Linked DNA regions of Mus musculus: region 2 is linked to region 1. Evidence: chromatin loops called from intact Hi-C (ENCODE). Cell type or tissue: gastrocnemius. All regions are shown on one strand. Region 1 holds the start of Atp5g3 (ATP synthase, H+ transporting, mitochondrial F0 complex, subunit C3 (subunit 9)). Region 2 has its middle 5.7 kb from the start of Chrna1os.

Region 1 (2,500 bases):
AAAAGATTTGTCGTCTTAAACAAAAGCAAACAAACAAACAAACAAAAAACCCTGTTTTAGAGTCTTACAAAGAAATAATCCCGCTGGAGTTGGTTATGAAGAAGCTAACTACTTGGAAGGGTGAAAGTGGACGATCAAGGTTCTCCCTAACTTACATACTGAGCTCAAGGCCTGCCTGAGCAACTCACCCTGTTTGAAATAAAAGCCAAATCAGGGTCGGCTTGTAGCTCCCTGGGAGAACCCCTGCCTGGCACGTGCAAGGAGCGAGGCTCAGTCTGCGATAGCGACAACAACTAAAAATTATCTGCACCGTTAGTAACACTAACAAAGCCAAGAGTCGTCTTCAGTGTGCTTTTCATTTCACTGGCCGCCAGCCGGTCACGGAGGGGGCCTGTCATTGTCCTCCTCTGAGAGTTACCAATAAAGTTGTTACAAAGTGACCTTGAGCGTCTTCCCCCGCCTTCTCCATCCGGGTGCTGCGGCGCGGATAAGAGCCGCACCGCGCTTGCGCGCCCAGCCCCACTGCTTCGACCTCTGCCGCCGCCACTGCCGCCGCCTCGGGAGGTAAGCGAAGGTAAACGGAGGGCGCGGGGCCCGGGCCGGGGCGGAGCGGGTCTCCCGGCCCTGTCCACCGGGCTTGCGCTTCCCGGGCACGCGGCCACGCTGACCGCCTGCGCGGGGCCCCTCGGGGCCGGGGTGGCAAGGACAGGCCCCTGGGGGGGACACTTGACCTTAAGCCTCTTTTCGCTCCGCAGAGAGGAAGCGGGAGAGGAGCCCACGTCGCCTGTCACCTAGATCCACGCCGCGCCGCCAGGAAGAAAGATGTTCGCCTGCGCCAAGCTCGCCCGCACCCCCGCTCTGGTGCGTAACCCGGGCCTCGGCCCAGCATTCACGCCGAGGGACCGGCTCTCCTTCACCCTTGCCCCGATGTCCTCTCCTCCCTCCCTCCCTCCCAACCCTGGGGCCCGCAGACAGTTCCCGGCCATGTGTCCCCCCCGAGGCCTAGCTGACAGGCCTTCTGGGCGTAGGTCACAGCCTCCTTGCTCGTGGAGCGCGCCCCTCCCCCACCGCCCGGTCCCTATGGAGTTGGGGTCGACGCGAAGGTCGGGGTGCTGAGAAGTCAGGAAGGGGCAGCTGAGGCCTAGTTGCCTGCACAGCGTTTCCCGTGCGCGTCTGTAGGTCAAACTCGCCGCTGCAGAGGGAGGGACTTTGCTTCCTTGTGTGGGCGGAGAAAGGTGTTGGGGAGCCCCGAAGCTTGCTTTTTTGGAGGCTTTAAGTGAAGTCTGAATCTAAAAGATTTGTGCTAGAGAATCGGGTCCTGGTTCTGGAGGGATTTTCTGTGACCTTAGTGTCCGTGGACACTCAAGGGCAGAGAAGCCAGACTGCCAGATGTCCTTATAGTGAGAGTATTGCAACGGCTGTTAAGCTGACATCAAAATGCTTAACTCTATAGTAAATTTAGAATTAGTGGGTATTTAGGAATCCTTTGAAAATTGTAGGAGCTTCATTAGCTGCTGGACTGTTGTAAATGATCAAAATCATAGCGACACCCTTATGAGCCCACATAACTTACTTGAATTTACAGCACTACAGTTACTGAAACTTCCACAACACTCAGTCACTTGGTAACTAATTGGTCTTAGGATTTTTGTTTACAGATAGATTAAATAGAACATTCCATGGTTCATTAGCATAAAATTTTAGGTTGGCTTTGTGTATGCACAATGACCAAAGGCCATGCTAATTGCAGAGATAATAAATCTGTTCGTTCTCTTCTGCTTTCTCCTTTAGAGTTTAAAGTTGCACAAGAGGTCACTGAAGACTAATGTGTACTCTTTAGTACTTGAAATTCTTTCTTTTCCTTCCATTAATAGATCCGAGCTGGATCCAGAGTTGCATATAGACCAATTTCTGCATCAGTGTTATCTCGGCCAGAGACTAGGACTGGAGAGGTGAGTATTAATAACAGAAATTAGGAAACACTGTCAATAAGTCTTACAGAGTTGTTATCATGAAGGGGTGTATTAATGGGTGGTTTCTTTCCAGTTTTATTAAATAATACATAGAAGGTGAGCCACTGAGAGGAACTTTTGGCCAGCACAACCTTCTGAATTAGCAAATAAATATTTTAGGCTGTATTTATAGTTTTGAGTTATCTGTGTTTAAAATAGCCACGGTTATCCAAAAAAGCCTGCTTTGTTGAAAAGCATATTCATTATTCTGTTTTATACTTTTAAAAATCCTAAGAGGTATAGGTCTTGTTAACTATCTTATACGAGATAAGAATTATATCAAGCTCTTGGTTTTCTTTTTCCTTGAGCCATACAATTATTTATTCATACCAAGCTATAGTATAAAGAAGTTACTGGTTTTGGCACTATAGTAGTTAAAATCAATGTGATTACTGAATTGACCTTTGCCTTATTTCCTCTTCCCAGGGCTCTACAGTTTTTAATGGGGCCCAGAATGGTGTGTGTCAGCTGATCCGAAGGGAGTTTCA
Region 2 (2,500 bases), 320 kb after region 1:
GGGCTATGACTATCTTGATGAATATCTCCCCTATTTCTATGTGTCTTTCCTTTCTGCTTCCCCACTGTCCCCTGCCTGTCCCCACCCTCCAGTCCTTGTCTGCAACCAGATTTTCCCCCTCAGCTTCTCATCTCAAAGGTAAGCAAGGATTCAGACCAAGGTGTCTTGTATTCTGGCAGTGACGTCTTCTTTCTGTCCACTTCCCAGGTGTCTTTTCCATTAGCTCCACCCACAAACCATAGGGCAGAAGGCAAACTGAGAGCTAGGTCTCCAGGAGGGAGCCTGCGGAGTCTCGGTTTTCACATATGTGGGCCGAGTGCACTCTAGTGTAGGGTTAAAAAGAACACACAGAAACGTGTGACTGAGGGTGCCGGCCACAGTCATCCCCTGGGAATACATCCTTATATGGCTGTTCTAAGAAACAACAGGATCCCTCCTAAGTAGCAGGCAGATAGCCCAAAAGGATAATGGACCTGAGAGTGCCACCCTCCAAACTTGCCCCTAGCTATTCCCTAGGAAACAGTCTCCAGACAATGACGTTTTTTAAGAGGCAGAGCTTGAAGGTGCCCTGAGCAGGATAAGCACTTCGTTCTTGCAGAATTAATTCCTGTTTAAGTCTGGAACCAGTCTAGCTGGAAGCTAAGACTGTCACAGCCAAGTCTCCCATCTGTGACCCCTCTGGAACTTTGTTGGCAACCCAAAAGCCTCTTAAGTGTCCTCCACGTCTGTCTGGGCTCCCAATATCCTGAGAAAGGCTGAGCAGAGAAGAGGCTGAGGCACAGGCCCTTATTGCTAGCTTTTCTTTCTTCTTCTTTTAAAAATGTCTTTATTGCATTTGTTTACCTGTGCACACGCCATGGTGTGTATGCGGTGGTCAGAGGACAACTTGTGAAAGTTGTTTTCTCCTTCCACAATGTGGGTCTCAGGGATGGAAGTCACATGGGTCAGCTTGGCAGCAGGTTCCTTTACTGGCTGATCTGTCACACTTGTGCATCGTGTGGCGTTTTCAGAGTGGCGGCCATGAAGCTTGGTTTATAGCCCAGGCTTAAGATCACAGGAGTTGGAAGATGAAGGCAGGAAGATCAGTATTCAAGGACATTCTCAGCTGCATAGCAAGCTAGAAGCCAGCCTAGGCTCCGAGAGACCCTGTCATCAAGCTAAGAGGGTCTCCGGGAACTGTCTGTCCTCTGCTCTACGGGAACAGGCTTCCCAGCACCAGCCAAAGCTGCCTTTATTTTCCTAAAAATGCAAAGCAAGCAGTATGGAGTTGAATTTTTATCAAAACAGCATTAACTACTTCTGAAAACAGTTTTAGAGAAAAACAGAGGAAAGGGCACAAATTCAGCAGCGCCATTACTGCTTCTGTAACCAGACTCTGAGCTCTGCTCTGCCTGCCGCTGGTCTGCCAACCTGGTGGGAGGGAGCAGAGGAGACCCTCATCCAGTCTCTAACTCAGGGCTGGAGGACACGCCCCCTCTCAAGTTTCTATCTCAGCGGGTTTAGGGTGCAGGCAACAGCGTGAAGAGTCCAGACAGACAGACAGTGGGCAGAAGTCCACGTGCTGGGTGAGGCTTCGTTGTCTAGAAATGGGTCCTCTTTCCTTAGCACTTGAAGGAACCGTTACAGTGGCGCTTGCTCCGAAGAACCCCAACGTTGATTAATACTTACGGTGATAGAGTAAGATGTGAAAACCAAGAACTACGTGTGCTTGGCTGTCAGACTTTCAGCCAGAGAACAACCATGACGCAGAGAAATCCATATGAAGAGGCTTTTTCTACAAGTGAGAAAGTCTGCTCACACTCTTTCCCCTCTTCCTCCCCCCTCCCTCCCCCCTGCCTCCCCCCAGGCTTGAATTTAGGATCTTAAACAAAAGTATTCTACCACTGAGCTATTAATACATCCTCAGCCCATAAAATTATTTTTATGGGGGGCGGGTAAAGGCAGGAGGATCAGGAGTTCAAGGGTGTTGTCAGCAAGGTGGAGCCTGGGCTACAGGAGACGGCGTCCTGAAGCTCGGAGGGTCCCCAGAATCTGTCCACTGCTCTCTGAGGACAAGGGCTTCTCTAGGATAAGGATGGGGGAGAGAAGAACCGTTTCAGATGAACCCCTGTTTTACGCTGACATTTTACAGATAGGGTGAAGGAAATAAGACATGGTATAGAGTTTGGCTAGGAGACTGGATATTTGGAAAAACATGGAATCTCCCCCGAGGTCTGTCAGGACACTAGCCCCCTGAGGAACTCTGTCTCCCTGTCTATCAGATATCTCATTAACTGTCTGTCTTCTCCTGACTCCTCCTCTTCTTTCTGAGAATTGAGTACAGGCTACTTTACCTAGGGGACAGTGGGGCTATGTCCTCTCCTCCCTGCAGACAAACGTTCTTCTATGGTTTTCTCTTCCTCACAGTTGTTCTCTGGCTGGAAGTCTGGCAGCTAAGCAGGCATATTTCTTGGTTTACACATTGTTATTCTATCACTGTAAGTATTAATCAACATTTGGG

Evidence for each region. Peaks named below come from ENCODE experiments on the same cell type or tissue, not always from the same donor. Only the 100,000 strongest peaks of a DNase experiment are listed, where the experiment ranks them.
Region 2: it touches region 1 in a loop (3-fold over the local background); 1 of 42 quality-filtered maps calls a loop at or near these places.

What each region holds. Positions count from the first base shown.
Region 1 is chr2:73,909,316-73,911,815 of GRCm38, reverse strand. It overlaps Atp5g3 (ATP synthase, H+ transporting, mitochondrial F0 complex, subunit C3 (subunit 9)), which reads left to right and starts at 490. Exons shown (of 5, transcript NM_175015.3): 1 at 490-564; 2 at 756-861; 3 at 1,875-1,952; 4 at 2,439-2,500. The coding sequence starts at 823. In gastrocnemius, no CTCF peak of the experiment used is centred here; DNase peaks (open chromatin) are centred at 490 and 1,025; H3K4me3 peaks cover 2,500 bases; H3K27ac peaks cover 2,092 bases.
Region 2 is chr2:73,589,281-73,591,780 of GRCm38, reverse strand. No RefSeq gene overlaps it. Among named protein-coding and RNA genes, the nearest start is that of Chrna1os, 5.7 kb to the right of the region's middle. In gastrocnemius, no CTCF peak of the experiment used is centred here; a DNase peak (open chromatin) is centred at 1,442.